3 separate regions of the Homo sapiens genome follow, and all the other regions are linked to region 3. The links are chromatin contacts, found by Hi-C or POLR2A ChIA-PET in ENCODE. All regions are on one chromosome and are shown on one strand. Each heading gives the region's core, a stretch centred on a gene start or an enhancer-like site at or near the end of the contact. The rest is flanking DNA. Distances are from core to core; before and after follow the strand shown. Region 1 holds the start of TMEM62 (transmembrane protein 62). Region 2 holds the start of EPB42 (erythrocyte membrane protein band 4.2). Region 3 overlaps TMEM62 (transmembrane protein 62).

Evidence for each region. Hi-C counts contacts between places; a loop is a spot of excess contacts on that map. ChIA-PET counts read pairs that join two places held with the same protein, here RNA polymerase II (POLR2A). Pooled maps may share reads with other maps.
Region 1: a loop to region 3 is called in a map of sigmoid colon, with 5 times the contacts of the local background. The contact joins the promoter of TMEM62 here to the enhancer-like site in region 3. A Hi-C loop is called at or near these places in 2 of 168 maps with a recorded cell type or tissue (mammary epithelial cell and sigmoid colon) and 6 of 50 pooled maps. POLR2A ChIA-PET finds 5 or more read pairs at or near these places in 12 of 52 experiments (BJ, CD4-positive, alpha-beta T cell, GM12878 and 9 more).
Region 2: a map of heart left ventricle shows a loop between it and region 3 (4-fold over the local background). The contact joins the promoter of EPB42 here to the enhancer-like site in region 3. A Hi-C loop is called at or near these places in 1 of 168 maps with a recorded cell type or tissue (heart left ventricle). POLR2A ChIA-PET finds 5 or more read pairs at or near these places in 3 of 52 experiments (MCF 10A, activated CD4-positive, alpha-beta T cell and activated T-cell).

What each region holds. Positions count from the first base shown.
Region 1 is chr15:43,132,208-43,134,907 of GRCh38, reverse strand. It overlaps TMEM62 (transmembrane protein 62), which reads right to left and starts at 1,322. Exons shown (of 14, transcript NM_024956.4): 1 at 926-1,322; 2 at 540-651. The coding sequence starts at 1,105. RefSeq lists silencers at 453-664, 855-1,254, 1,475-1,534.
Region 2 is chr15:43,219,626-43,222,325 of GRCh38, reverse strand. EPB42 (erythrocyte membrane protein band 4.2) reads left to right here and starts at 1,308. Exons shown (of 13, transcript NM_001114134.2): 1 at 1,308-1,510. The coding sequence starts at 1,501.
Region 3 is chr15:43,167,391-43,170,090 of GRCh38, reverse strand. TMEM62 (transmembrane protein 62) reads right to left here. Exons shown (of 14, transcript NM_024956.4): 11 at 414-498. Among named protein-coding and RNA genes, the nearest start is that of CCNDBP1, 17 kb to the left of the region's middle. RefSeq lists an enhancer at 2,180-2,700. Within about 2 kb of position 1,375, at least 6 of the 41 ENCODE cell types and tissues checked have a DNase peak (open chromatin) inside an H3K27ac peak, as active enhancers do; they include mammary epithelial cell, where a contact is called at or near this core.

The DNA of each region.
Region 1 (2,700 bases), core at 73-2,572, 35 kb after region 3:
TTTAGCTTCTTCTCCCCATTACAGTTTGAAAGCAAATAAAGTGTTTGAAGAGTCTAGAAAACTTAAGTCATAAAACTATCAAAGGATGAAGAAAAAGTGCCCTGGGTCACCGGAAGCCTCAAACAACTGAAAATATAAGATTAATAATGTAAAGAAAATAGAAAAGTTAGCAAAAGAAGAGAACTTCTGATTCGTGGTTACAGGCTTTTCCCTAATTCTCACAACCAGAACTGTAACAACAACAAGAACAAAAACCAGATACAAATATATCAGACAACAGACTGACATGAGAACCAGGAGCCTTGCTTCTACTGCTTTGACAAAACCTTGCTACGTCAAATCATTTTGCCTGGATCTTGACTCATTCAGTTATCCATAGGCAAAGGGGTTAGAATGTCCAATCTCTTCCACCTCACAGAGCTCACCTGGGGCTGTGGCTATACTGCTCCCAACGTCCCCAAAATGAAAAGCCACAGCCCTGGCTAGAGTTCTACCATGCGGACCACAGACCACCACCACAGCACGGCAAGCCTCCCTACCTGTTGCTAGGACGAGAGCTGGTTGAATGATGTCAATAGTTTCAGAACAGAATTTCTCTAAGTCTACCGCTCTGCCTGGATCTCGAAACCTGCTCAGGTGAATGTCGGATATCTGCCGAAAACAGGTATTGAACAGAGAGATCTGAGCCAGGAAGAGGCAGCATGGGGAGGGGCGGCTCAGCGGCTCTCTCGGGCAGAAGGAAAAGGCAAAGAGGCAATGCATAACGAACCCCCCAGGTAAGGACAGGGCCAGCACTAGACAGAGCCTCGAGTTACAATCTGACTGAGGTCCCCAGCCTGGAGCGTGGGGCCCAACACCCGCAAGGGTCCCACCGCACGGTGCCCGATCTGCACCTGCCTCCCGGCCCGGCTTCCCGCCGCGTCACCTGCAGGCCCCAGAAGATGTTGCTGTCTCCGGGCCCTGGCGCAGGGTGCGGCCTCCTGGGGGGCGCGGGGCGCGGCAGCGGCGAGGGCTGGCCCGCCAGGCCGTAGTGCTCCAAGAGCATGGCCACCAGCGCTGCGGCCGCCAACCCCGCGACCACCCTGAGAGCCAGCACTGCAGCCATGCCGCCCGCCCGCCGGGGCGCGGCCCTCGCTGATCCCGCGCAGGACCGCGCGGCGCTCCCGGGAGCCGCTTTGCCTGCACTTCCGGACTCTATTGTCGCAGGGCCAGAGCTGGATGCGGGGCCGGCGCCGGATGCGGGGCTGGAGCCAGACACTGGGCCTAGGGTGCTGCGCCCGTCAGCCGCCGCCCAGCACCTGCCCCTCTCTGGCCGCGCAAGTGACTGGGCTCGTTTTGCATAAGTAATACGATCACAGAAAAGAGAACCGAAACTCTGAACACCAATGACGGTGGCCGAGTGGTGGCGGGGAAGGAGACCGGGACCAGTGGCCGGGAGGCGGGGGCTAGAGTCCTGGCTCCGCCTTGGTCAGTCACTCCTGACCTCAGTGGGTCGATCTCCTTACCTGTAAAACGGAGTTAATAACACCTTCCGTGCGCACTTTGCAGGGTTGTTGTATCAAAGTGAGAATGTATGAGAACGCCTTTTAAATTGTCTCACAAATGTGTCAGGTGGCTTCCTCTGGCCCCTTCTGATTATTAACGTACCTCCATAGGTTTTCTTTTCTTTCTCTTCCCCTTCCCTCTACCATTCCCCTTTCCTTCACTTCTCAGACAGGGTCTCTATCCCCCAGGCAGGAATGCAGTGGCGCGATCATGGCTCACTGCAGCCTCGACCTCCCTGACCTTAAGTAGCTGGAATTACAGGCTCGCACCACCACGCCCAGCTAATTTTTTAAATATAGTTTTTGTAGAGACTGGGATCTGTCTGTGTTGCCCGGGCTGGCCTCGGAACTCCTAGGTTCAAGCGATCCTCCCGCCTCCGCCTCCCAAAGTGCTGGGACTACAGGCTGAGCCACCGCGCCCGGCAGCATAGGTTTTCTATAGATGTAATTCCTATGTTTTGTGAAAGTTATTTTTCCCTTAAACTGATTTCACATGCACCTGAGTAAATAATATTGCAACACGGTAGTATACCATTCATTTAATAAGTATTAAATACTTCCTATGGGCCAGACCCAGGAGAATTAGATTCAGCCCTACCTTAATTTATCTAACAACTCCCTTATTGTTGATTTTTTAATTGTTTATTATATATTGCTGTTCTGAGTAATTTTTTTCACGTCTTCCCTTTATTGAAAAAAATTTTAGAAAATGGCAGTTAATAAAAGGCACAAACAAATCAACAGGGATATACTAGTGGAAAACACAATATAAAACTAACATGTCATTGGCTTCTTTAATTGGTTAAGAGCACAAAATGTAACAGGCAAAAGGTCTGTTTCAAACAAATTAAAAAGCTATGTGTTTTTTAAATTCTCCCCAAATCAGATATATACACACCCACAAAAATAGTGTGTGAAGGAAAACTGTCATACACAAGAAGTCGTATCCTGAATTCTTCAAGGAAATACATGTGGAAATAGGAATTAACAGAGTCAGCAACAGATTAATTTTTTATTAATTGAGTCTTAAAATGCTACATAGCCCAAAGCTATACTATATAAAGTACTACTAGGTACAAAGGAAAGTCTGTACAGCTTTTAGCAAAACTGCTTTCCCAGAAAAGCAAATTAAAATAATGCAATCAGCAGACCCAGG
Region 2 (2,700 bases), core at 59-2,558, 52 kb before region 3:
TTTCTGACTTGTTATTGATTGCAGGTATGAAAACTATTGGCTTCTATACTTTTGGTATTAGCCAGCTCACTAAATTACCTTTTATAATCATTGTTAGTAGATTCAAGTTTTCCAGGTAAAAAATGACATCTTCAAATAATGAAAAATTAACTTCTTCATTTCTTATGAAGGATTTTTTTTTTTTTTTCTGAGATGGAGTCTTGCTCCATGCTGGCTGTGCAGTGGCACGATCTTGGCTCACTGCAACCTCAGCCTCCCAGGTTCAAGCAATTCTTCTGCCTTAGCCTCCTGAGTAGCTGGGAGTACAGGCGCCTGCCACCACGCCCAGCTAATTTTTGTATTTTTAGTAGAGAGAGGGTTTCACCATATTGGCCAGGCTGGTCTCGAACTCCTGACCTCAGGTGATCCGCCTGACTTGGCTTCCCAAAGTGCTGGGATTACAGGCATGAGCCACTGCGCTAGTGAAAGGCAGAAGTTTCATTTTTTTTTTTTTTTTTTTTTTTTACATAATAAGATCCTTCAAATGAGTTCAAAAGTTCAAAGTTTTAAAAGTATAAAAGAGTAAACAGCAGAAAGATAACCTTTCTACCCCACTGCCCAGATCCCCTCCCCACAGGCAACCAATATTTTTGGCAGTGTGTTTTATATCATTCTATAGACGTCTCATGTATATGCAGCAAGTACAGCTGCCCTGAAAGTGCTTCTGGTAACACAGTTTCACAAGCCCAGGTAGGGCCAAATATGAGATCCTTCTCTTGTCTCTTCAGGAACTAAAGAAAGAAAAATTGAAAAGACATAGGGCCTGAGTCCCAAGATAGTTCCCAACCTTCTCTGGTAGAGGGTCCCAGACCAGGTAGGCTTGGAAGAGTTGGGGCCCCAGCTTCTACTTTTAATACATTTATTTTTCACCAACAAATTCTACTTCCTTATCTTTTTCACACAGATAAATTGCAGATGCACGTGTTCTCTCTATTATCAAAACAGCCCATGAACATCTTGCAACTTGCAGCCCCTGTCACGTTTAGGGCCTGAGATTTGGAGTTGGATATGGGACTCCTGTTTGTGGCCTCCTCTCTTCCAGAGTCTTCCAGTGCAGTCCAGATAACATCTCTGAGAGTCTCTTGAGACCACTGAAGCAAGAGGCTTCAAGGTTTGTTCTAGGCTTCTCTAGTTGGCAGGTCTTCCCCATCCCACCCCCTCCCCCAGGGCTGCCAGGCGTATTCCTGCCTGGGCCTCCTGGCACAAGAGATAAAATGAACAGGGTTACTCCCAGTAACTGGTCCAGGAGATACCAGCAGAGAGGGAGTAGGAGAGAAGAAACATGTCAGGGTGCTCACAGGAGTAGTGGGGGGAGGTTTTGCTATTTCCAGATTCTTAAGCCAACAAAAGTGCCTTCATATTTTCTGTCTGGAAGACAGAAAGCCCAGAAGGAGCCCAGAAGCAACAGTTTGAGAGAGGCGCTTTCTGCGGCCAAGTGGATAAGAGGAGCGGCCTGCAACCATGGGACAGGGTGAGCCAAGCCAGCGCTCGACAGGGCTTGCTGGACTGTATGCAGCCCCCGCAGCATCACCTGTTTTCATTAAAGGAAGTGGGATGGATGGTAGGCGGGGAGATGGTGGTATAACTATGGTGGGGGAGGGGGTACTGGTGATAATGAGGTGGCTGTGGGGGGGGGGTGTGGTAGGTGGGTGCTGGTAGAGGTGATAGTGAGCTGGCTGTGGAGCGTGGTGTGATGATGGGTGCTGGTGGAGGCGGAGGCGGAGGTGATGGTGATGTTGCTGTGGGGTGGTTATGGGGTAGCATGTTGGGGTAAACTGGTCATGATAGTTGTATGATGGTGAGATGGTGATGGTGGTTAACATGGATTTATATTCTTATCCCAAGGTCATCATAGCATAAGTGTTCACAGCTTACTGATACAAATGAGAGACACCCTGGGTAGCATGAAGGTGTCACAGCTTCTACACCAAATGGGAGAGAAGGAGAGGAGGGAGTCAGGGAATCCACCTAAAAGGGGCAGAGGCAGACACAAAGCAAGAAACCAACACAGGTGGTCAGAGTCGCAGCACTCTTGGCAGGAATTATTATATCCTGGCCTGGGAATTGCCTGGCTGTTTTGTGTCCTGGGAGAAGCAAGCGGGTAGGCAGAGGGAAATGGTGCAGAGGTGTGGGGACAGTGGGGTGCAGCTGTGGTTCTGTTGCTATAGAAACTGCCTCACTCCCCTGCCCTGGTTGGTCTGGTGTGCGGAGGGCAACTGACGCTGAGACCAACAGCTGAGAAGGGAAGAAAAAGAACTCTGGGTGAATTAAGTCAATAATCTCAGCCACGTCTTGTGAAAATAGGGCAGACACCAATAAATTGTCCTTTTTTTTTTTTTTTTTAAACGGAGTCTCTCTCTGTCACCAGGCTAGAGTTCAGTGGCGCAATCTCGGCTCACTGCAACCTCCGCCTCCTGGGTTCAAGTGATTCTCCTGCCTCAGCCTTCTGAGTAGCTGGGACTACAGGCACCCACCACCATGCCCGGCTAATTTTTTGTATTTTTAGTAGAGACGGAGTTTCACCTTGTTGGCCAGGATGGTCTCGATCTCTTGACCTCGTGATCCTCCGCCTCGGCCTCCCAAAGTTCTGGGATTACAGGCGTGAGCCACTGCGCCTGGCCAAATCGTTCTTTTTATTCTGTAGAGACCAGACAAATTAAA
Region 3 (2,700 bases), core at 126-2,625:
CAGTATATTGTGGCTGACCTAGCATCCTTATCTTAACGTAAACATTCCTTTCTGCTGACAAGTTTTAGACAGAGCCTCAGTCCTTTAACCAATTGCAAATTAAAGAATCTCTGAATCCCCGTAAAACCTGTAAGCCCCCACTTCAAGATATCCCAACTTTTGGGGCCGAAGCAATGCATACCTTCCATGTATTGCTTTATGTCTTTTCCTATAACCCCTGCCTCCATAAAATGTATAAATCCCAACTGTAATCCAACTGCCTCAGGACCATTTACTCAAGGCTTCTTGAGTTTGTGTTTTCCCTGGGCCATGGTCATTCATATTGGCTTAGAATAAACCTCTTTAAAATATTTTACGGAGTTTGGTTTTTTCCATGAACAAGGCTTATAGGAATAAAAGGAACCATAACTAACCTTTAAGCTCTGGGTATCCTCGATATCTAAAAATAATGAGAATGGTGAGCTGGCTCAGCACAATCAGCACAAAAAGGACCCGGGCCTGCAGGGAAATAGATGTTAACGTGAAATAGATACATGGGTACACTTTCAGTTAAGATTTTTAAAGTAGCCTTATTAACAAAAATGGAAATGGCATCTGTGATACTGTGATATAAGAAATACATATTTTGGTCTTTGTCCCCACTGGTCAGAGCTCCTAAAATCCTTGTAATTTTCTAAGTGATAACAAGGATAGGAGCATATTGTTATAACATTTGGATTTTGTCTCTGGCTCCTAAAACAGCTCTAGAGTGATAAAGTAAAAGGAATACCTATTGTTATTCATAACAAGCCCCTTTTGGAGGAGGTAAAGCAAGATGGCCAAATAGAACCTTCCAGCAATCATCCACCCCTTTCCCCTCAGAACACCAAATTGAACAACTATCCCCACAAGAAAGCACTTTCATAAGAACCAAAAATCAGATGAGTGATCACAGTACCTGGTTTTAACATCATATCAAGGAAAGAGGCACTAAAAAGCGTAGACAACACAGTACTTCATTGCCTACACCACCCTTCCCCCATTCTGTGGCAGAGATAATCTGTGCACTTGTGGGAGAGAGCAAAATGACTGTGAGACTTTGCGTTGGAACTCAGTGCTGTCACAGGGGAACACAACACAGGGCAGAATTCTGCCAGCACCCACAGAGGGAGCATTTAAGCTGGCCCTTGCCAGAGGGCAATCCTCTGCCCCAGTGGTAGGAACCTGAGTTCCAGCTAGCTCCAGCACCAGCTGACTAAACAAGTGCCCTAGGGTCCTGAATAAACTTGAAAGGCAGTCAAGCCACAAGGACTGCAGTCCTTGGGCAAATCTGGGTACTATGTTGGGCTCAGAGCCAGTGGAAATGGAGTGCACAAGACCCAGTGAGACACCAGTTGTGGTGGCCAGGGGAGTACTTGTGTCACCCATCCCCCAACTCTCCAGGCAGTGCAGCTCAAAGAGAGACTCCTTCCTCTTGTGGAAACAAGAGAGAAAAGTAAAGAGGACTTTGTTTTGCCACCTGGGTACCAGCTCAGCCACAGTAAAAATAAAGCACCAAGCAGATTCCTGAAGCCTCTGAGCCCAGGCCCTCACTCCTGGATGGCATTTCTAGACTCAGCCTGGGCCAGAAGAAAACCTGCTGTGTTGAAGAGAAAGACCATGTCCTGGCAAGATTCACCATCTGCTGACTAAAGAGCCCCTGGGCCTTGAATAAACATCAGCAGTAGCCAAGCAGTAGTCACCACAGAACTTGGACAAGACCCAGTACTATGGTGAATTCAGGTGTGACCCAGAACGGTACAAACTGTGGTCACCTCTCCCACATATCCAGGCAGGCCAGCAAAGAGAGAGGCTCCTTCTGCTTGGGGAAAAGTGAGGAAAGAAAACAAAAGACCCCTCTCCCTCTCCCTCTCCCTCTCCCTCTCCCTCTCCGTCTCCGTCTCCCTCTCCCTCTCCCTCTCCCTCTCTCTCCCCACGGTCTCCCTCTCCCTCTCTTTCCACAGTCTCCCTCTGATGCCGAGCCGAAGCTGGACTGTACCGCTGCCATCTCGGCTCACTGCAACCTCCCGGCCTGAGTCTCCTGCCTCAGCCTGCCGAGTGCCTGCGATTGCAGGCGTGCGCCGCCACGCCTGACTGGTTTTCGTATTTTTTTGGTGGAGACGGGGTTTCGCTGTGTTGGCCGGGCTGGTCTCCAGCTCCTAACCATGAGTGATCCGCCAGCCTCGGCCTCCCGAGGTGCCGGGATTGCAGACGGAGTCTCGTTCACTCAGTGCTCAATGGTGCCCAGGCTGGAGTGCAGTGGCGTGATCTCGGCTCGCTACAACCTCGACCTCCCAGCAGCCTGCCTTGGCCTCCCAAAGTGCCGAGATTGCAGCCTCTACCCGGCCGCCACCCCGTCTGGGAAGTGAGGAGCGTCTCTGCCTGGCCGCCCATCGTCTGGGATGTGAGGAGCCCCTCTGCCTGGCTGCCCAGTCTGGAAAGTGAGGAGCGTCTCTGCCTGGCCGCCATCACATCTAGAAAGTGAGGAGCGCCTCTTCCCGGCCGCCATCCCATCTAGGAAGTGAGGAGCGTCTCTGCCCGGCTGCCCATCGTCTGAGATGTGGGGAGCGCCTCTGCCCTGCCGCCCCGTCCGGGATGTGAGGAGCGTCTCTGCCGGGCCGCCCCGTCTGAGAAGTGAGGAGACCCTCTGCCTGGCAACCGCCCCGTCTGAGAAGTGAGGTG